2 separate regions of the Homo sapiens genome follow, and region 2 is linked to region 1. Evidence: read pairs that join two places in POLR2A ChIA-PET (ENCODE). Cell type or tissue: Caco-2. All regions are shown on one strand. Links, peaks and the distances in the headings refer to the core of each region. The heading gives the core; the rest is flanking DNA.

Region 1 (12,099 bases), core at 3,446-8,445:
GCAAGCTCCACCTCCCAGGTTCAAGCTATTCTCTTGCCTCAGCCTCTCGAGTAGCTGGGATTACAGGCATGTGCCACTACGCCTGTCTAATTTCTGTATTTTTTAGTAGAGACAGGGTCTCACCATGTTGGCCAGGCTGGTCTCGAACTCCTGACCTCAGGTGATCTGCCTGCCTTGGCCTCCCAAAATTCTGGGATTACAGGTGTGAGCCACTGTGCCCGGCCAGAACAGATAGTGTTTAATTCCACTTTGTCTGTGTCTGTTTGAGCTGCTATCACAAAATACCATAGACTGAGTGGCTTAAACCAACATTTACTTCTCCCACTTCTGGAAGCTGGAAAGTCCAAGTTCAGGGTACTGGCAGATGGGGTGTCTCATGAGGGCTCAAATCCTGCATCACAGACAACCGTCTTCTCGCCATGTTCTCACATAGCGAAGGGGCAAGGGAGCTCTCAGGGGCCTCTTTTCCAAGGCACTGATTCCATTCATGAGGGCTTCACTCCTCCTGACCCAATCACCTCCCAAAGGCCCCTCTTCCTCATACCACGGCAGTGTTAGTTAGGATTTCAACACAGAAATTTTAAGGGGTGCACAAATATAGTCTATAGTCTATCTACTCTTATAGTGTATAGTATGCTTATATGAGGCACCTAGAATAGGCAAATTCCTAGGGGCAGAAAGTAGAATAGAGGTTGCCAGGTGTTGGAGGGAAAGAGAATTTTTGTTGAATGTGTACAAAGTTCCTGTTCGGGATGATGATAAAGTTCTGGAAATGGACAATGGGGTTAGTTGTACAACGATGTAAATGCCACTGAATTGCAAACTTAAAAAGGGGTAAAATGATGAAAAAAAAAAAACCTAAACAAACTTTATGCAAAACCTTAATATGTACAATAGAAAAAGCGTTCCTCTGGTTGAAGATGGGGTGGGCTGGCTGGTGGTTCTCGCCTGGTCTCTGTGAATGCTCAGCTGAGTTGGGAACCAAAGTGCCTTGGGGACTCCAGGGAAGCAGCAGCCCTCCCTTCCCCAACAGCCCACGTTCTGAAGTTGAAGGTCCCTCAGGGCTCTGTCCTGCCCAAGCTCACACCCCCACTGAGGGTCACGTGTTGCTGGGGAAGGTCAGGTCCCGGGAGCAGGTGCGGGCAGCGCTGGGCCACCTTCTGCGAGCTCCCTTCTCATCCTGACATTTCCCTTTCCTGCAGTCTTGGGCTCATGGCCAGCCGTCAGCCAGCACCCTGTGGCGCTCTCCTAGGAGGCTGATCTGGTGAGCGGGGACGTATAGGGGGTCAGCAAGTGGCCCAGGTGGAACGTGGCTCCGGGCCACGTGAGTGGAGGGCTTGAGTTTTGTGACCACAATGTGGATGCCCTCTGTGACCTGCTGGCCTGCTTTGAGATGGGCAGCAGCTACTCCAGGGTGCGTTGACCTGCAGAGCAGGCCTCAGGGGTGGGAATCTGTATGGCCCCTGACCCCGGCATGGCCTCAGAACCTTCCTCAGAGTGCACTCTGTGCTGCTGCTTGACAATCTTTTTTTTTTTTTTTGGAGATGGAGTCTCGCACTGTCACCCGGGCTGGAATGCAATGGTGCAATCTCGGCTCACTGTAACCTCCCTCCCAAGTTCAAGTGATTCTCCTTGCCTTAGCCTCCCGAGTAGCTGGGATTACAGGCGCCCACCACCACACCTGGCTAATTTTTTTGTATTTTTAGTAAATACGGGGTTTTACTATGTTGGCCAGGCTGGTCTCAAACTCTTGACCTCGTGATCTGCCTGCCTCGTCCTCCCAAAGTGCTGGGATTACAGGCATGAGCCACCGTGCCCTGCCTGACAATCTGGTTTTTGAAAGAAATGTTTATTATATTTTAAAAATCCTTGTTCCTTGCAGAAAATTTGGAAAACACAGAAAAGCACAAGGATTAAAATAAAAATCACCTTCAGTCCCACAAGGGAGACTGTAGAGATATTAACGTTTAATATTTTTTTTGTGGTCTTTTTTTTCTATGCAAAAGCACACCCTTTCACGTAATATACTTACATCTGCATCTACGTCTGTTTCTCTGTATTGTAACAAAGGCGGGATTATACTTTAGGTACAGTACATTAGTCAAGACCCTTGGTGGCAAGTGACAGAGGCCCATCTTGAATTAGCCAAACAAAATAAGGGGGTTTATTGGCTGGGGTAACCCATCTGTGGAAAGGGTTGGGCCTCAGAAACAGCTGGATCCAGGGGCATTGGCAGAACTCCTCTCTGTCTCGTCACTGTGTCTCTTTGTGTTGGCTTCATTCTCTTGGGCCATCTGTCTCCATGATGTTGGATCCATGGTTGTAGATCCTTGTGGGCTAAACGTTTCATTTTATTTTATTATTACTATTATTCTTTTGAGACAGAGTTTCACTCTTGTCACCCAGGCTGGAGTGCAGTGGTGCGATCTTGGCTTACTGCAACCTCCGCCTCCTGGGTTCAAGTGATTCTCCTGCCTCTGCTTCCCAAGTAGCTGGAATTCCAGGCATGCGCCGCCACACCTGGCTAATTTTTGTATTTTTAATAGAGACGAGGTTTCACCATGTTGGCCAGGCTGGTCTTGAACTCCTGACCTCAGGTGATCCACCCACCTCGGCCTCCCACAGTGCTGGGATTACAGGCATGAGCCACTGCGCCCAGCCAAGGGCTAAACATTTTAATGGCTGAATTTCCCCCAGAGAGGAAGGAAAGCTCCTTTCCAACAGCTCTGGTTAGATACATTCCAGGGAGGAGTTCTGATTGGCCTGGATTGTGTGTCCATCTCAGTCCCTATGTGCAGGGGTGGGAGCGGGGAGCCATGATTGGCCCAGGGAGAGTCAGGGGCGCACTCTGGTCAGAGTGGTGTTGTGTTACAAGAGTCCTGTCCAGCGGGAGAGGGGCAGTTCCCTAAAGCAGAGGTGGGGAGCTTCATTACAGAGGAGGGAGAGGCAACAGCGGTAGGGCCAGCAAACACCATAGACAAAAGCTGCTTTGGAGTTGGTGCCAGCCACGGGGGTGCCAGCACGGCGTGTTGGGTGAGCACGTGGACCCTCACCTTCATGCTGATTTCATTGGGGTTCAATTGGTACCATCCCATGGGCAGTACAGTTTGGCAGTAGCTGTCTCCATTATCCATGCTATCCTCCTTGACCCAGTGAGCCACCTCTGGGGATCTGTCAGATGTGCATCTTTCCACACACGTGGAATGACGTAGAATGAGGTCATTCACGGCAATATTATTTGAAATAGCAAAACACTGGAAACAACCAAATCCCTATTCATAGTGAACTGGCTGCCTAAATTATTTCACATTCATACCATGGACTAACTACTTAAAATAGAATGATGAGGCCAGGCGTGGTGGCTCACGCCTGGAATCTCAGCGCTTTTGGAGGCTGAGGTGGGTGAATCACCTGAGGCCAGGAATTCGAGACCAGACTAGCCAACATGGTCTCTACTAAAAATACAAAAATTAGCTGGGTGTGGTGATGCACGCCTGTAATCCCAGCTACTCGGGAGGCTGAGGCAGGAGAATCGCTTGAACCCAGAAGGTGGAGGTTGCAGTAAGCTGAGATTGCACCATTGCACTCCAGCTTGGATGACAGAATGAGCCTCTGTCTCAAAAAAAAAAAAAAAAAAAAAGGTGAAGCTGTCTGTGTAACTGCATCAGCCTAAAATGAGTGACAGAAAGACGAGTTCTCCAAAACAAAGAGTTTCTTTGGGAATAGCAAGGGGTTGCAATCTGAGGTGTCCATGCTCTGATGGACCATAGGCACATCCGAGGGGAGTGGGACAAGGGGAAGCTTTTAGAGGAAAAAGAAGGTCATATAAGCTGCTTTGAAACAAAGACCGTTGGTTACAGAGGCTTATCTCAGGAGGGGGCTTTTGTTCTTGGTGGTATTGGCTGCTGCTAGGAGAGGGTCTTCACAGAAGTGGCTTAACTGGAAAGTTCCAGCAGGGACAGCCCTTCCCGGCAGTTTCTGTTACCCGCAGTCATGCGCGAGGGCCTTTTCTTCATGGCTTCCTTTTGTTAGGGTTTGATGTAAGCCACTCCGTTTTTGATACTGACAACTTTCACACTTGATGGAAAGTTCTCCCTAGATTTTTTTTTTTACAAAGACAAAGTTTTGTTCTGTCACCCAGGCTAGAGTGCAGTGGTGTGAACACTGCAGCTTTGACCTCCTGGGCTCAAGGGATCCTCCTGCCTCAGCCTCCTCACAGGTGCACACTACCATGCCTGGCAAAGTTTTTGTAGAGACTGGATCCCACTTTGTTGCCCAGGCCTGGTCTCAAACTCTTGGGCTCAAGCGATCCTCCAACCTCAGCCTCCCAAAAGTGGGACTCTAGTAAAAATACAAAAATTAGCTGGGTGCGGTGGTGGGTGTCTGTAATCCCAGCTGCTTGGGAGGCTGAGGCATGAGAATCGCTTGAACCCGAGGGGCGGAGGTTGCAGTGAGCTGAGATTGCGCCACCGCACTCCAGCCTAGGGGACAGACTGAGACTTTGTCTGAAAAAAAAAAAAACGGAAAATAGTACTTCATCTTTGTGTTGTGTTGGCTTGTATTTGCATAAAGAAGCTGCAGTAGGCTGGGTGCAGTGGCTCATGTCTGTAATCCCAGCACTTTGGGAGGCTGAGGTGGGCAGATTGCTTGAGCTCAGGAGTTCGAGACCAGCCTGGGCAACATGGTGAAACCCTATCTCTACCAAAAATACAAAAAAAAAAAAAAAAAAAATTAGCCGGTTGGGGCGGGGCATGCCTGTGGTTCCAGCTACTTGGGAGGCTGAGGTGGGAGGATCGCCTGAGCCCAGGAGGCGGAGGTTGCAATGAGCTGAGATTTTGCCACTGCACTCCAGCCAGGGTAATAGAATGAGACCCTGTCTCAAAAAAAAAAAAAAAAAAAAAAAAAAAAAAAAAAAAAGCAGCAGCAGCTGCAGAAAGGTGTGTAAAGATCATTTCACAGGCTGAATAAGTGGACAGATTGGGACAAGGATAAGACAAAATAGGCCTTCTAATAATTTTGGCGTTTGAGCCCTGCTAATGTATTCCTCATTCAAAACTCAACAGACCAGTTTCCTTTTGGGGTGATGAAAAAGTTATGGAATTAGTGGTGGTGGTTACATAACATCGTGAATGTACTTAATGCTACTGAATTGTATACTTTATTATTTATTTATTTATTTATTTTTGAGATGGAGTTCCAGTCTTGTTGCTCAGGCTGGAGTGCAGTGGCGCGATCTCAGCTCACTGCAACCTCCGCCTCCTGGGTACAAGTGATTCTCCTGCCTCAGCCTCCCGAGTAGCTGGGATTACAGGCATGCGCCACCACGCCTGGCTAATTCTGTATTTTTGGTAGAGACGCGGTGGGGGGGGGCGGGTTTCACCATGTTGGCCAGGCTGGTCTTGAACTCCCGACCTCAGGTGATCCACCCGTCTCAGCCTCCCAAAGTGCTGGGATTACAGGCATGAGCCACTGCACCTGGCCTGGCTTTCTCATTTTCTAGCTCTCTGACTGTGGACAAGTTACCTGATTTCTCAAAGAATCAGTTTCTCATTTGTAAAGTGTGGATAATAAAAGAGTCTGTATTCTGCAGATTAAATAAGAGGCATAAGATTGAGCTCTGTGCCTGGGGAACAATGGGTACACCCTCCCTCCCCTTTCTCCCCTCTGCCAACTGGACATTTGCATTTAAATGGGGACTCTTGAAGACTAAAAACACTCTAAACTCCAAGGGAGGAATGGTTGGAATTTCAGAAAAATTCATAGCTCTTATCTAGGGTAAGGTCTGGGTCTTTTCCTGTGGAGAGTTAAGCTTTTAGGTCCTCCTCACCTGAGGCCCCGGGCTGACGGAGGCATTGGAAGCTTGTAAAAGTCAGGGCTGAGATGACCTATCTACAAAGAGCATTTCTGGCACCCTCATTTCAAGCAGGTATTCAGTGTATGTGCATAAGAATGACGTGGAGAGGAAAGGAGAAAGAGGTGGAAAAGGGGGAGGGAGAAAGGACCCGATCAAGGTCAACAGCCTGAACCAGTCAGAGGCCTCAGCCTGGGGCTGGATTCTGGAGGAAATGAGACGGTAGGTGCTACATCACCCATGGAAACAAAGGAGCAGCCACCCAGCCAGGAAAAGCCCCAAACCCTTGAAACCCCACGTTTAGCTTGCGAGCTCTCTGCTCTCCTGTATAGCAGAAGTTCTTGAAGTTCTGCCTCTGCTTCTCACCAATGCCCAGCAGCCACTCTGGTTCTGGACCCGGTGGTCACCCTCTGCCCTCAGTTTGGCATCCCTCACACAGCCTCATACTCGCTTCTCAAAAGGCTGTCTCCATTTTGCTCATGACTGTCGACCTAGAGAAAGAAACAGAGAGAAAATTAATATAGAGAGTTTGCTCGGGCCAAAGTTGAGGACAGCTGCCAGGGACGCTTCAAAATTACCTTGGGGACGGCGCCCTTCGACATTTGTTAAAAGCAAGTTTTTGTTTTGTTTTGTTTCTTGAGATGTAGCCTTGCTCTTGACGCCCAGGCTAGAGTGCAATGGTGCGATCTCGGCTCACTGCAACCCCTGCCTCCCGGGTTCAAGCAATTCTCCTGCCTCAGTCTCCGGAGTAGCTGAGATTACAGGCGTGCACCACCACGCCTGGTGAATTTTTGTGTTTTTAGTAGAGATGGGATCTTGCCATGTTGGCCAGGCTGGTCTCGAACTCCTGACCTCAGGTGGTCTGCCTGCCTCGGCCTCCCAAAGTGCTGGGATTACAGGCATGAGCCACTGCACCCGGCCACAAGCAGGTTTGTAAAGGCAAAGGGGACAGGGAGTGGGGTGATATGAAGTTGTTGGATGGGCATTCTAACTGGTTACAGGGGTAACATTGGCTGTGCGTTGTTGAGCTCTAGGGTCTGAGTGATGGCGTCCAGTGTATGGCTATGTGGCATCAGTTAGTTTAGGGCTCATGTAGCAAGTGGCTTCAAGAAGTGATTACTTAGCTCATGGAGCGGGTGAGAGGGACCGCTGTTGCTTTTCAGTGCCTCTCTGGGCCTGACCGTGACAGGAGGATTGCATTTCTCAGATTCAACATTGCCTTTTTTTCTCACGACAGTGAATGTCTTGTCCTCCTGGTTTCCCTCCGTCTCGCCGCCTGTCTGTCTCATCCTCCTCCTCTGCTGGCCTTCCACCTGCTGTCGTGCCTGGGCCCCTTCCTCTTCTCTGTCTCCCTTGGTGATCTCCGCTTGGACATCCGATAGTTCTTCCAAGCTGAACGTGTCCCAACTCCAGGTCTTCATTCTTGCCCCGCCAAAGTCATCCTTCCTGTAGCCTTCCCCAGCTTGACTTCTCTGCATTGTTTTTTGTTTGTTTGTTTGTTTTTTTTTTTGAGATGGAATCTGGCTCTGTCGCCCAGGCTGGAGTGCAATGATGCGATCTCGGCTCACCACAATCTCCGCCCCCCGGGTTCACGCCATTCTCCTGCCTCAGCCTCCCGAGTGGCTGGGACTACAGGCACCCGCCCCCACGCCCGGCTAATTTTTTGTATTTTTAGTAGAGACGGGGTTTCACCGTGTTAGCCAGGATGGTCTTGATCTCCTGACCTTGTGAGCTGCCTGCCTCGGCCTCTCAAAGTGCTGGGATTACAGGCATGAGCCACCGCGCCTGGCTACATTGTTTTTATAGATGAAAAGAGTCCAACTCTGTAAAATATTCGAAGAGATTTATTCTGAGCCAAATAAGAGTGACCAATGTAGCCCCAGGAGATCCCGAGAACAAGTGCCCAAGGTGGTTGGGCTACAGGTGGTTTTATACATTTTAGGGAGACGTGAGACATCAGTCCATCCATGTAAGATGTCCATTGGTTTGGTCTGGAAGGTTAGGACAACCAGAATCGGGGGTTTTGGAGGGTCCATAGGTGGATTCAAAGATTTTCTGATTGGCAGTTCATTGAGTGAGTTTATCTAAAGACCTGGAATCCATAGAAAGGAATGTCAGGGTTAAGATAAGCAGCCGTGGAGACCAAGGTTTCATCATGCGGGTGACGCCTCCAGGTAGCAGGTTTCCGAGAGATGAGATAGCAAATGTTTCTTATAGACCTGGAGTCTGTTCTATGAGTCTTTAGGTCCCTGTGCTGATGTTGATGCTGGTCAGCTGGGGCTGAATTCCAAAGGCGAGGAGAGCATAAGGAGGCATGTCCGACCACCCCTTCCCATCATGGCCTGAACCAGTTTTTCTGGCTAACTTTGGAATGCCCTTGGCTGAGGGGAAGGGTCATCAGTTGGTTGGGGGCCTTAGAATGTTATTTTTGGTTTACGTTCTTTTTTTTTTTTTTTTTTCTTGAGACGGAGTTTTGCTCTGTTGCCAGGCTGGAGTGCAGTGGCGTGATCTTGGCTCACCGCAACCTCCACCTCCCGGGTTCAAGCGATTCTCCTGCCTCAGCCTCCCGAGTAGCTGGGACTACAGGCATGCGCTGCCACACCCAGCTAATTTTTGTATTTTTAGTAGAGACGGGGTTTCTCCATGTTGCTCAGGCTGGTCTCGAACTCCTGACCTCAGGTGATGCACCCGCCTCAGCCTCCCAAAGTGCTGGAATTACAGGCGTGAGCCACTGTGCCCAGCCTTGGTTTATGTTCTTATTCCCCATGTCCACTTGTCAGCATGCTCTGTTGCTGCCTCCATGATGCATCCAGAGACGGATCATATCTCCCATCTCCACCACGGTCTTTTGAGGCCAGTCCATCATCAGCTGTCACCTGGATTATTGAGGAACCTTTCAGCCAGCCTCCCTGCGGCCATGTTTTTCCCCTTACAGTCCGTCCTCCGTAAGGCAGCCAGAGTGATCCTGTGAAACTGTGGGACACATCACATCTCTGCTCTGCTCACAAATCTCCCTGCCTGGCCGGGTGTGGTGGCTCACACCTGTAATCCCAGCACTTTGGGAGGCCAAAGCGCGTGGATCACCTGAGGTCAGGAGTTCAAGACCAGCCTGGCCAACATGGTGAAACCCCATCTCTACTAAAAAAACACAAAAAATTAACTGGGTATGGTGGCGGGCACCTGTAATCCCAGCTATTCAGGAGGCTGAGGCATGAGGATTGCTTGAACCTGGGAGGTGGAGGTTGCAGTGAACTGAGATTGCGCCACTGTACTTCAGCCTGGGTGACAGAGAATTAAATGAATGCCTGAAATTTGGTTTTAGTGAATGAATGCTTGAAATTTGGTTCTCATGGTGAGGGTGACAGGAAGCCATTTCAAGGCCTTAGATAGGGGGCTCATATGATCAGGTTGACATTTTGGAAGGTCCCTGTAGCTCCTGGGGGAGACAGTTTGGGAGTGGGACCAGAGTGGGATCCTGGAGATTGGCTGGGAAGGTGTCAGTGGCTTGGAGATGATGGTGGAGGGGGATTGGGGTGCATTGACTGAGCTGAGAGACGTGTAGGAGGCAGAGTGAAAGGCTTGTTGTTAGAGCTGTGCTTAATACACTTTCATGGACACACGCGTTACCTGGCATCCTCTGGAAATGCAGATGCGTAAAGGTGGGTCTGGGCTGGGTCCTGGAGTCTGCTTTTGGGTGACATTATGTTGCCGGCCGGGGACACACTTAGAGTAGCAAGGGGTTGGGTGTCAGGCATAAGGGAAGGGGAGTCAGGAACACATTGTGCCTTTAATTGCAAGAGAACCTAGGAGGAGGAGCAGGTTGGGGGAAACGATGAGGTCATTTAGGGACACATTGGGTTCGAGGTGCCTGTGAGACCCCCCCGGGGATGTGGCATCTGGAGCTCAGCCCAGGCTGGCGGTGGAAAATGAGGAGTCGTCCTTGGGTTGGTGGGTGCAGCCTTGGTGTGGGTGAGGCTGAGTGGGAGAGGGCATAGGGAGGGTGGTCAGAGCTGCGGAAGCCCCTGTCTGTATGCCGTATCGCTGACTCGAAAGGTGCATCACCTAGGCAAGGGCGTTGGTTAGGTGGTCTAACCACCACCCCTTCCGATCATGGCTTAGGTGGTCTAACCAACACCCTTGATTTAGGGCAGGGGTTTCTCTCGCTGGTTCCTGCTGGTTCATCAGCCTAACTAAGGAAGGGAGCAGGAGCCTCTCCCCTGAAGGAGGCGGCAGCCTGTGGGCCCATGAGGGAAGCCAGCCAACCCTGGCTCTCTGCTTCTGATGCACCTGTCCCAGTGGGCCTGTCCGGAAGCATTTGGGTATCCCTGCTGCCCAGGAGCCCCACGGTGGACTCAGGCAAACCTGGGCCCCAGAGCCCACTTAGCCACTTGGTAGCTGCGTGAGCACGCGCAAGGTGCTGCAGCTTGCTGGGCCCCGGTTTTCTCATCCGTGTGATGGGGTAATAATAGTGCCCTCTTCCCGTGACGGTTGTGACGATCAGTGAGATGGGGTGTGTGACATGCTGAGCCCGGAGGCCGGCGCTGGCCAGTGCTCAGTGAGGTTCTGTTATCTCTGGAGGGTGTGGCAAGGTCAGGATGGACACTGGCCTTGCCTCCTCCTTCCTGCCCTACCCACTGCATGCACCTGGCTTGGCCCCACCTCCAAGCCCTTCTTTTTTTTTTTTTTTGAGACAGAGTCTTGCTCTTGTCACTCAGGGTGGAGTGCAGTGGCGTGATCTCAGCTCACTGCAACCTCTGCCTCCCCGGTTCAAGTGATTTTCCTGCCTCGGCCTCCCAAGTATCTAGTTTTACAGGCACCCGCCACCATAACTGGCTAATTTTTGTAAACTTAGTAGAGCTGGGGTTTCACCATGTTGGCCAGGCTGGTTTCGAACTACTGACCTCAAGTGATCCACCCGCCTCGGCCTCCCCAAGTGTTGGGATTACAGGCGTGAGCCACTGCGCCCGGCCACAAAGCCCTTCTTACATTGAAAGTCCCTTGGCTGGGCGTGGCAGCTCATGCCTGTCATCGCAGCACTTTGAGAGGCCAAGGCGGGCAGATCACGAGATCAGGAGTTCAAGACCAGCCTGGCCAGCATGGTGAAACCCCGTCTCTACTAAAAATACAAAAAATAGCTGGGTATGGTGGTCGGCGCCTGTAATCCCAGCTACTCAGGAGGCTGAGACAGGAGAATTGTTTGAACCCGGGAGGCAGAGGTTGCAGTGAGCTGAGATCGCACCATGGCACTCCAGCCTGGGCGACAGGGCGAGACTCCATCTCAAAAAAAAAAAAAAGAAAGTCCCTGCTTCCTGTTGGGTCCTCCTCCTTGCCTTGAGCCCTCTCCCTCCATTCAGATCCATCCCCACTGATGTCTCCTGCTCGTCTCTTGTCCATTACTTTTTTCCTCCTGAGCCCTACTGTAATGCTTGGAGAGTTTGGGGGGCTGGTGAGGGCAGGATCATCTGCTGTCTGTTCATGTCTCCCAAGAGACCGCAGGGTCCTTCAGGCTGGGTGGGTGCTGAATATCCAATGGGGACCAGGTAGGCCTGATTCCTGCCCTCCTGGAGCTCACCGTCCAGCGGGAAGGACAGGCATCAGACTGATCGTGACAACTGAGGGGCTGGGAGCAGGGGGCTGGGAGCAGGGTGCCGTGGTGGCAGAGAGCACGGGGACTGATGGATGACATCGGAAGGGAGGGACATTCAGGCAGAGACCTGGAGGATGATTAGGATACAGGAAGACGAAGGCTTGGGGGGGATGGGAGTGTGGGTGAGAGAAGGGTCTAGACAGAGGGAGTAGTGTGAGTGGGAGGGCTCATCACAGGAACCCACAGGCTGTGTAGACCGGTTGGGGCAGGTGTGGAGAGGAAGTGAGAGGGGTGGGAGATGAGGCTGGGTGGGGCCGTTGGGACAAGGGGGTGCGGAGAGTTGGGTTTGAGCCACATGGTCATGGGAGCCATGGAAGGAGGACAGAATAATCCACCTCACATTTATTTTTCACCTTCTTCTTTTTTTTTTTTTTTTATTGTGGTAAAATACACATCACACACAGTGTCTCACTTGAATCATTTTAAAGTATACGGTTCCGTGGCATCAAGTCCTGTTCACAGTGTTTTGGGATCCTCACTACCATTCTCCAGACCATGTTCATCATCCAGATGGAAACTGTATCCATTAGCCGTCACTCCCACCCCCGCCTCCCCCATCCCGAAGCAACTACCATCTACTTTCTGTCTCTATGGATTTGCC
Region 2 (10,078 bases), core at 1,460-6,459, 53 kb before region 1:
CGGCTCACTGCAACCTCCGCCTCCCTGGTTCAAGTGATTCTCCTGCCTCAGCCTCCCAAGTAGCTGGGATCACAGGCGCCTGCCACCACACACGGCTAAATTTTGTATTTTTAGTAGAGACGGGGTTTCACCATGTTGGCTAGGCTGGTCTTGAACTCCTGACCTCAGGCAATCCAACTGCCTCAACCTCCCAAAGTGTTAGGATTACAGGCATGAGCCACTGCGTCTGGCCTCTATGTTTAATTGTTTTTGTTTTGTTTTGTTTTTGAGATGGAGTCTGGCTTTGTTGCCCAGGCTGGAATGTAGGGCACAATCTCAGCTCACTGCAACCTCTGCTTCCCAGGTTCATGCCATTCTCCTGCCTCAGCCTCCCGAGTAGCTGGGACTACAGGTGCCCACGACCACGCCTGGCTAATTTTTTGTATTTTTAACAGAGACGGGGTTTCACTGTGTTAGCCAGGATGGTCTCAATCTCCTGACCTCGTGATCTGCCCTCCTCGGCCTCCTAAAGTGCTGGGATTACAGGCGTGAGCCACTGCGCCCGGCCTCTATGTTTAATTTTTTTAGCTTTTTTTAAAATTAAAGAAATAAAACACACACATAAAGTTAAGTTCCGGTCATCATTTCTGCTTGCCTCCGTTCCTCTATTTCTTCCATCCATAGGGGCTACCATTAGCAGGAATTTTGTGTTTTCTCTCAGCCCACTTTATTTATTTATTTATTTATTTATTTATTTATTTATTTATTTATTTATTTTTGAGACGGAGTCTCTGTTGCCCAGGCTGGAGTGCAGTGGTGCGATCTTGGCTCACTGCAACCTCCGCCTCCCGGTTCAAGTAATTCTCCTGCCTCAGCCTCCCAAGTAGCTGGGATTACAAGTGCGTGCCACCACGCCCGGCTAATTTTTGTATTTTTTTTTAGTAGAGATGGGGTTTCACCATGTTGGCCAGGCTGGTCTTGAACTCCTGACCTCAAGTGATCCACCTGCCTTGGCCTCCCAAAGTTTTGGGATTGCAGGTGTGAGCCACCGTGCCCGGCCTCAGCCCACATTTTTAATGCTTTCACATTCATACACAGGTATCTAGAAACATTTATAGTTTTTGTGTGCATTAAAAAGGGACATACCTGACATCCTTTTGAATTTGTGTGAGGTGGCGTTCTGGCGCTAGATTGCCTGGGTTCAGATCTTGGCTCTGACACGCAGCAGCTGTGAGACCTCAGGCAGGTTCCTTCATCTCTCCATGCCTCCCTTTTCTAATCTTTGAAACTGGACTAATAGCAAAGCCTGAAACCTACTGCAAGGGTTGTTTTGGAGACTGAGTAAGTTTATACATGTCTAGTGCTTAGAACAGAGAGGGGATGTAGCAGACACAGGATGGATATATTACCATTATCGTTCTGCATGTGTGTCTGTCCACATGGTTGTAAAGTCTATTTTTTTTTTTTTTGAGACAGAGTCTCACTCTGTCGCCCAGGCTGGAATGCAGTGGCGCGATCTTGGCTCACTGCAAGCTCCGCCTCCCAGGTTCACGCCATTCTCCTGCCTCAGCCTCCCAAGTACCTGGGACTACAGGCGCCCGCTACCACACCCGGCTAATTTTTTTTGTATTTTTAGTAGAGACGGGGTTTCACCGTGTTAGCCAGGATGGTCTCGATCTCCTGACCTCATCATCTGCCTGCCTTGGCCTCCCAAAGTGCTGAGATTACAGATGTGAGCCACCATGCCTTGCTTTTTTTTTTTTTTTCTTTTTTTGGAGACTGAGTCTTGCTCTGCTGGAGTGCAGTGGCAGGATCTTGGCTGACTGCAACCTCTGCCTCCTGGGTACAAGTGATTCTCTTGCATCAGCCTTCCAAGCAGCTGGGATCACAGGAGCATGCCACCACACACTTTTTTTTTTCTTTTTTGACGGAGTCTTGCTCTGTCACCCAGGCTGGAGTGCAGTGGTGCAATCTCGGCTCATTGCAGCCTCTGCCTCCCGGGTTCCAGCGACTCTCCTGCCTCAGCCTCCTGGGTAGCTGGGATTACAGGTGCATGCCACCATGCCCAGCTAATTTTTGTGTTTTTGGTAGAGACGGGGTTTTTTGGCCAGGCTGGTCTTGAACTCCTGACCTCAGATGATCCACCTGCCTCGGCCTCCCAAAGTGCTGGGATTACAGGCATGAGCCTCAGCGCCTGGTGATAGATCTAGTTTCTTCTCTCTTTCTCCTTTTTTTTTTTTTTTTGAGACAGGATCTCACTCTGTTGCTCAAGGTGGTGTGATCCTGGCTCACTGTAGCCTCAATACCCCCAGGGCTCAAGTGATTCTCCAACCTCAGCCTCCCACGTGGTTGGGACTACAGCATGCACCACCATGCTTGGTTAAGTTTTTAAGAAATTTTTGTAGAGATGAGGTTTCACCATCTTGCTGTCTCAAACTTCTGGGCTCAAATGATTCTCCAACCTTGGCCTCCCAAAGTGTTGGGATTACAGGCGGGAGCCACCACTTCTGGCCTAGTTTTTTCTTTTTGGTGCCATGCATATTAATTTGTACAAATAGATCACATTTTTTTTGTATCCCCCATTGATCCCCTCTTGCTGGACACCTAGGTCGTTTCCATTTTCTGATATTGCAAGCAATGCTGCAGGCAGTGGCTTTCCCCTTGCCTGGCCCTCTGTGCGTTTGTGTGAGGTCATGAGGGGTACCTAGAGGTGGGGCTGTTGGGTCGCAGCTCTACTGGATGCTGCCAGATTGCCCTCAAGAGAGGACTTAGGCTGGGCGCGGTGGCTCACGCCTGTAATCACAGCACTTTGGCAGGCCAAGGTGGGCGGATCACTTGAGGTCAGGAGCTCGAGACCAGCCTGGCCAACATGGCAAAACCCCGTCTCTACTAAAAACACAAAAATTAGCCAGGTGTGGTGGCGGGTGCCTGTAATCCAGCTACTAGGGTGGCTGAGGCAGGAGAATCACTTGAAGACGGGAGGCAGAGGCTGCAGTGAGCTGAGATCTCATCACTGCACTCCAGCCTGGGCAGCAATGAGAGACACCGTCTCAAAAAAAAAAAAAAAAAGAGGACTTAGTATTTTCACTGCTCCCAATTCTATGATTCCCATTCCCCACGTCCTCACTGATGTTTGATTTTCATGTTGATTTGAGTGACAGAAGCATATTTTATTTTATTTTATTTTGAGACGGAGTCTCACTCTGTATAGTGGCATGATCTCGGCTCACTAAAATCTCCGCCTCCCGGGTTCAAGCAATTCTCCTGCCTCAGCCTCCCAAGTAGCTGGGACTACAGGTGCCCGCCACCACGGCCCGGATAATGGTTTTTTTTTTTTTTTTTGTATTTTTAGTAGAGATAGGTTTCATTATGTTGGCCAGGCTGCTCTCGAACTGCTGACCTGTTGATCTGCCTGCCTCGGCCTCCCAAAGTGCTGGGATTACAGGCATGAGCCACCGCGTCCTGCCTATTATTTTATTCTTTATTATACAAACATGAACAGATCTCTGAATAAGCGCTTGGAAACCCTCATGGCTCCACTGTCAGATCGCTGTGTCTGAGCCTCCCTCGAGTCCCTCTCCACAGGCCCAGGGATGCGCTTCTCTTCACCCTTTTTCTGTGTCACAAGCATTTCCATATATTGCTACATTCTTTTTTCCCCTCTTTAAAAATAGCACTTTTCCTGATTATAAAAATAGTACATGCTCACTGTAGAACATTTAGAGAATATGTACAAATAGAGATTAAAAAATAAAAATATGACCCATCACCCAAAATGTTATCATTCTGATGTATTTCTTTACACCTTTTTTTTTTTTTTTTTTTTGAGACGGAGTCTCGCTCTGTCGCCCAGGCTGGAGTGCAGTGGCACGCTTACAGTTCACTGCAACCTCCACCTCCTAGGCTCAAGCGATCCTCCCACCTTAGCCTCCGGAGTAGCTGGGACCACAGCATCTGCCACCATGCCTGGCTAATTTTTTTTTTTTTGTAGAGATGAAGTTTTGCCATGTTGCCCAGGCTGGTTTTGAACTCCTGGTCTCAAGCAATCCATCCGCCTTGGCCTCCCAAAGTGCTGGGATTACAGGTGTGAGCCACCTTGCCCCGCCAAGTGTGGTGTTTTAAATTTAAGTGAATTAAGTACAATTAAAAATGCAGCTCCTCGGTTGCACTAGCCACATCTCAAGGGCTCAGTAGCCACATGTGGCTGGTGGCTACCATAGGGAACAACGCAGGTACAGAACATTACAGAACATTTTCATCATCCCAGAAAGTTCTACTGTACAGCGCTGGTTGAGAATGAGGTCCAGACTCCCCTGGAGGACTTCCAAGGGCTGGACAAGCCCAGAGAGTCTATGCTGTCTATGATGGATTACGCACTGCAGAAACGTCCCTGGACCCCCAGGCCAGAAGGCATCTGAACCGCATAAAGCCAGTGCCACCGGGTGGTGCTGAGGAGGAGGAGGCGGCAAGCTGGTGTCTGGGGCAGTGAGGATTTCAGATGCAGCTCCTGCCTCCTTGGGCAGACAGAACTGTCACCTCCAGGGTTGCCCAATCCCATGGTCAGCACCCAGTTCAAGCATAATATGTCGTGGGTCCTGGTGTCTCTTGCATTCACGCACACACACACACAGGTATGTACCATTGAGACATGACCACGCAGGGTCACCCAGGTTCACACATACAGCCTCATTCATGCTCAGAAACAGTTCCCCAAAAGGCACAAACACGGTCTTTGCCGATTGCCATTATAACAGCAACAAAAATAGCTGTTAGGCTGGGCGCCGTGGTTCACGCCTGTAATCATAGCACTTTGGGAGGCTGAGGCCAGAGGATCACTTGAGCCCAGGAGTTTAACACTAGCCTGGGCAACATGGTGAAACCTCGTTGCCAAAGAAAATTAAAAAACAATTAGCCAGGTGTTGTGTGGTATGTGCCTGTAGTCTCAGCTACTTGGGAGTCAGGTGGGAGGATTGCTTGAGCCCAGGAGTGGGAAGCTGCAGTGAGCTATGATCACACCACCGTACTCCGCCTGGAGGACAATAAAACCCTGTTTTTTTTTGTTTTTTTTTTTTTTTTTTTTTTTAAGAAAAGGTGGCTCACGCCTATAATCCCAGCACTTTTTTTTTTTCCTTTGGGGAAATTTTTTTTTTAATTATACTTTAAGTTTTAGCGTACATGTGCACAACGTGCAGGTTTGTTACATATGTATACATGTGCCATGTTGGTGTGCTGCACCCATTAACTCTTCATTTAACATTAGGTATATCTCCTAATGCTATCCCTCCCCACTCCCCCCAGTCCCAGCACTTTGAGCGGCTGAGGCAGCTGTGAGGTCAGGAGTTCTAGACCAGCCTGACCAACATGGTGAAACCCTGTCTCTACTAAAAATACAAAAAGTAGCCGGGTGTGGTGGTGCGCATCTGTAATTTCAGTTACTCAGGGAGTGCTGCTTCCTTGGGGTGAGGCACAGCCCTGTGGCGAGTCTCTTGGTAAAGTGAAAAATGCTGTAAATGGGTGGCTGAGATGGGTGCAGAGGATTGGGGTGTCATGGGGATGGCGGGTGGCATGGGGCTGGCTTCCGGATACCTCATCCCTGACATTTTCTCTGTTGACATTGGAACCCAGGATGTCCAGATGCTGTTTTTGAAGCCCTATCGGCCAGGGAGTCAATGGGCCCCCACTTTGCCTGGGAGGGCTGTGTCCTGGTGTCCTGTGGGGTTTTGGTCTCCCACCCCGGGGCCTAAGGGCCTCAGAATGAACTGGAACCCAACCTTTGTCAGGGGAGCCCCAGCAATGTCTGCACGACATACGCCCCCAAACAGCGTGGGTTCAGGAATTTGTAAGTGTTTGAGAAAGAAAAACTGTTAGGATTCTAGTTTCGTTGAAAAGCCATTTTGCCTTTGTCTTCCTCTGGGCACCTGACCATCCATTCTTAGCCCACCTGAGTATTGAGCATACACTATCGTCTCTGCAGTGGAGGTGGTCCTGGACGCATGGCGTAACGTGGGCTCTCTGGGCCCTCCAGAAAAGTGTGCCACTCGCTCCTCTCCGGCTGGGCCGTCAGAACCCACAGCTCACACACACATCCAGTCAAGGTCAGAAGAGGTGGCTGCATTCCTGACTCAAGGTCAAAAGAGGCAACTACATAATCAGTGAGTGGCCCTGAGGGGCCAGTAAGCAATAAGGCAGCGGGAAAGGGTGCAGAGCAATTGTGGAGCAATTACTAAGCAAGCAGAATGGGAAGCAACACGACTGAACAAGAAACAGCACATGGGGCCGGGCACGGCGGCTCACACCTGTCATCCCAGCACTTTGGGAGGCCGAGGCGGGCGGATCACGAGGTCAGGAGATCGAGACCATCCTGGCCAACATGGTGAAACCCCATCTCTACTAAAAATATAAAAAATTAGCTGGGCGTGGTGGCGGGCGCCTGTAGTCCCAGCTACTCGGGAGGCTGAGGCAGGAGAATGGCGTGAACCCGGGAGGCAGAGCTTGCAGTGAGCTGAGATTGTGCCACTGCACTCCAGCCTGGGTGACAGAGCAAGACTGTCTCAAAAAAAAAAAAAAAAGAAAGAAAGAAAAAAAGAAACAGCACATGGGCCAGGTGTGGTGGCTCACACCTGTCATCCCAGCAGTTTGGGAGGCCGAGGCAGATGGATCACTTGAGATTAGGAGTTCGAGACCAGCCTGGCCAACATGGTGAAACCCTGTCTCTACTAAAGTACAAAAATTAGCTGGGCATGGTGGCACACGCCTGTAATCTCAGCTACTTGGGAGGTTGAGGCAGGAGAATCACTTGAACCCGGGAGGCGGAGGTTTCAGTGAACCGAGATTGTGCCACTGTACTCCAGCCTGGGTGACAGAGCTAGACTCCATCTCAAAAAAAAAAAAAAGTCCGGGCATGGTGGCTCACGCCTGTAATCCCAGCATTTTGGGAGGCCGAGGCGGGCAGATCACCTGAGGTCAGGAGTTCGAGACCAGCCTCAACGTGGAGAAACCCTGTCTCTACTAAAAATACAAAAATTAGCCGGGCATGGTGGTGCATGCCTGTAATCCTAGCTACTCGGGAGGCTGAGGCAGGAGAATTGCTTGAACCTGGGAGGCGGAGGTTGCAGTGAGCCGAGATTGCGCCATTGCACTCCAGCCTGGGTGACAAAAGCGAAACTCTGTCTCAAAAAAAAAAAAAAAAAAAAAAAGAAATAGCATATGGGTCACAAATTCTGTTGACTAAGTAGAAGCAGAGGCTTGGCCAGAGAGGAGGAGGAGGCGGCGGCTGGAGATGCCTGTGGTGGTTCGAAAGGAAGCACCTGGACTGTTTGAGGGAAGCCTCTGTACAATGTCCAATTTTACCCCAAAACGTATCATGCTGCCTCCCTGCACCACTTCCTCTTTTAGGAGACAAGGTGTTGCTCTGTCCCCCAGGCTGGAGTGCAGTGGCATAATTGTGGCTCACTGCAGCCTTGAACTCATGGCACAAGCAATCTTCCTGCGTAGCTGGGATGACAGGCATGTGCCACCACACCTGGCTAATTTTTAAAATGTTTCTTATAGAGATGGGGTCTTGCTATGCTGTCCAGGCTGGTCTTGAACTCCTGGCCTCAAGTGATCCTCCCACCTTGGCCTCCTAAATTGCTGGTATTATGGGTGTGAGCCACCACACCTAGTCCCATCTTCCCTTTCAAACACAGGCCTAGCAGCAGCATCTCTCCAGCCTGTCTCCGCAGGGTTGTTTTTGGCTCATGATTTGGGCAAGAGGAGGGAGAAGGGAAGAGAAGAAACTTTGCTGTTGGAACTGGGTCAGAATTGGAATACAGGAAGCAAGAACATGAGTGTTCACGCTTTGACTGAGCTGTTGACAGCACCGAGGCCAGAGGCAGGAGAAATGAAGCTGTTTGTTTATCTGATGAATATTCATCGAGCTCCTATTTGTAGCCAGCCGCCTCTGTTTTAGGAGCCGGGGATCCCTTTGTTGAATCCTGGCTCTGCCACTCACTGCTGGGGTTACCTTGGGCAACCGTCTGAACCTCTCTGAGCTTGTTTTCCCATCCGGAAAGTGAAGATAAGGAGCGTCCCTGTCTCACAGGGATGTTTGAGGATGAAATGAGCTAACATAGGAAAAGCACTTAGCATGGTGCTTGGCGCAGAGTTAGTGCTCGTGACTGCAGCTGTTACTGAAGACAGAGCGTTTAGGTGTGAAGAGGGTCTGGTGCCCGCATCCAAGGAACTCACAGTCTCTGGAGGAAACAGACATTTAACAGTCATCTGCAAAGCATGAGGCAGTGCCAATAGAGATATTCTTCCTGGTGGAATGAGGGAAGGCTTCTTGAAGGAGGCGGCGCTGGAAGGTTGAAAAGGAATCCCTAGGAAGAGAAGGTTGCAGGGGGCATTTTTTTTCTTTTTTCTTTCTTTCTTTCTGTTTTTTTTTTTTTTTGAGACGGAGTCTTGCTCTGTCGCCCCGGCTGGAGTGCAGTGGTGCCATCTCGGCTCACTGCAACTTCCTCCTCCCAGGTTCAAGCGATTCTGCTGCCTCAGCTTCCCGAGTAGCTGGGATTACAGGCACCCACCACCACGCCCAGCAAATTTTTTTTTTTTTTTTTTTTTGTATTTTTAGTAGACACAGGGTTTCACCGTGTTAGCCAGGATGGTCTCAATCTCCTAACCTCGTGATCTCCCCGCCTCGGCCTCCCCAAGTGCTGGGATTACAGGCGTGAGCCACCATGCCTGGCCTGCAGGGGGCATTTCACACTGAGGAAACAGTAAGGGCAAAGGCTGCGGGTGGGTGGGGAAGTGTGTAGAGCTGTTTGAGAAGCGGTGAGCCAGGCTCTCGAAATGGATGGAGGGACATGGCAGGAAACAGCCAGAGGCGAGGGTGGGGATCCGCTCGGGGAGGCTCTGAGTGTGTTGCCGGCGAGATGACGGGTGCCCTGGAAGAGCGGGATGGGGGAACCGCCTGTCTCCTTGGTGACTTGGGAAGGCGGCCTTGGGAGCTTTGGGGATGGATTGCGGAAGGGAGGAGATGCTTGCTGTGCTCCTGAGGAGGGGTGGGGCCTGAATGTCCTCTTGGCTGGGGTTGGAGGGGAGGGCCAGGCTAGGGTCCTAAGAAGGTGAATCCTGAGCCCAGGCATCTAGCCCACGTGCAGCATGAAAGGAGGATTTCCGGCCGGGCGCGGTGGCTCACGCCTGTAATCCCAACACTTTGGGAGGCTGAGGCGGGCGGATCACGAGGTCAAGAGATCGAGACCATCCTGGCCAACATGGCGAAACCCCGTCTCTACTAAAAATATAAAAATTAGCTGGGCGTGGTGGCGTACGCCTGTAGTCCCAGCTACTTGGGAGGCTGAGACAAGAGAATCGCTTGAACCTGGGAATGGGAGGTTGCAGTGAGCCGAGATGACACCACTGCACTTCAGCCTGGTGTCACAGCGAGACTCCGTTTCGAGAGAGAGAGAGGAGAGAAAGAAAGAAAGAGAGAGAGAAAGAAAGAAAGAGAAAGTCCCATGGAAATGGGGGTTTCACATTTGGGGGATTTGCAAAGTAGTCACGTGGGTGAGGCAGGAGGGAAGCCTAGTAGCAGAGAAGATGATGCCTTCGGCCTTGAGTGTGGTGCGTTTGAGGAGCTTGTGGATCGTCCCAGGGGTGTGTGTGGTTGGGCTCTTTAGCTCAGGAGAGCTCAGCTGAGTGGATACCCACTCGCACATCCAACAGCTCTCATTCCCAAAGCGTGTTCTGAGTGTGAGTCCTACAAAAGTGGACAATTCAGACCCTGTTGGGTTTTGTGGCACTTTCTAGTCAGGGAGGCAGATGAGAACAGAATGAAGAACGCAGATGGTTTCAGACAGTGCCCAGTCCTGCGAAGGAAATAGAACAGTGAGGCGATGAGGGTGGGGCTCGGGGCTGGGGGAAGGGGCTACCCTGGGTGGGTGGTCAGGAAGAGCCTCTCCATAGAAGGGACATTTGAGGCCTGGCGCGGTGGCTCATGCCTGTAATCCCAGCACTTTGGGAGGCCAAGGCGGGTGGATCACCTGAGGTCAGGGGTTCAAGACCAGCCTGGATAACATGGTGAAACCCCCTCTCTACTAAAAATACAAAAATTAGCCGG

The links. Peaks named below come from ENCODE experiments on the same cell type or tissue, not always from the same donor. Only the 100,000 strongest peaks of a DNase experiment are listed, where the experiment ranks them.
Region 2: POLR2A ChIA-PET joins it to region 1 with 6 read pairs; 7 of 35 experiments call an interaction of 5 or more read pairs at or near these places.

The regions. Positions count from the first base shown.
Region 1 is chr17:2,868,595-2,880,693 of GRCh38, forward strand. All of the region lies in intron 2 of RAP1GAP2 (RAP1 GTPase activating protein 2), which reads left to right. Among named protein-coding and RNA genes, the nearest start is that of RAP1GAP2, 78 kb to the left of the region's middle. RefSeq lists enhancers at 3,474-4,229, 4,985-5,740, 7,253-8,007, 11,039-11,956. In Caco-2, for the core only: no CTCF peak of the experiment used is centred there; DNase peaks (open chromatin) are centred at 5,937 and 8,047.
Region 2 is chr17:2,817,589-2,827,666 of GRCh38, forward strand. The region is part of intron 2 of RAP1GAP2 (RAP1 GTPase activating protein 2); the gene reads left to right. Among named protein-coding and RNA genes, the nearest start is that of RAP1GAP2, 26 kb to the left of the region's middle. RefSeq lists an enhancer at 7,417-7,496. In Caco-2, for the core only: no CTCF peak of the experiment used is centred there; no DNase peak of the experiment used is centred there.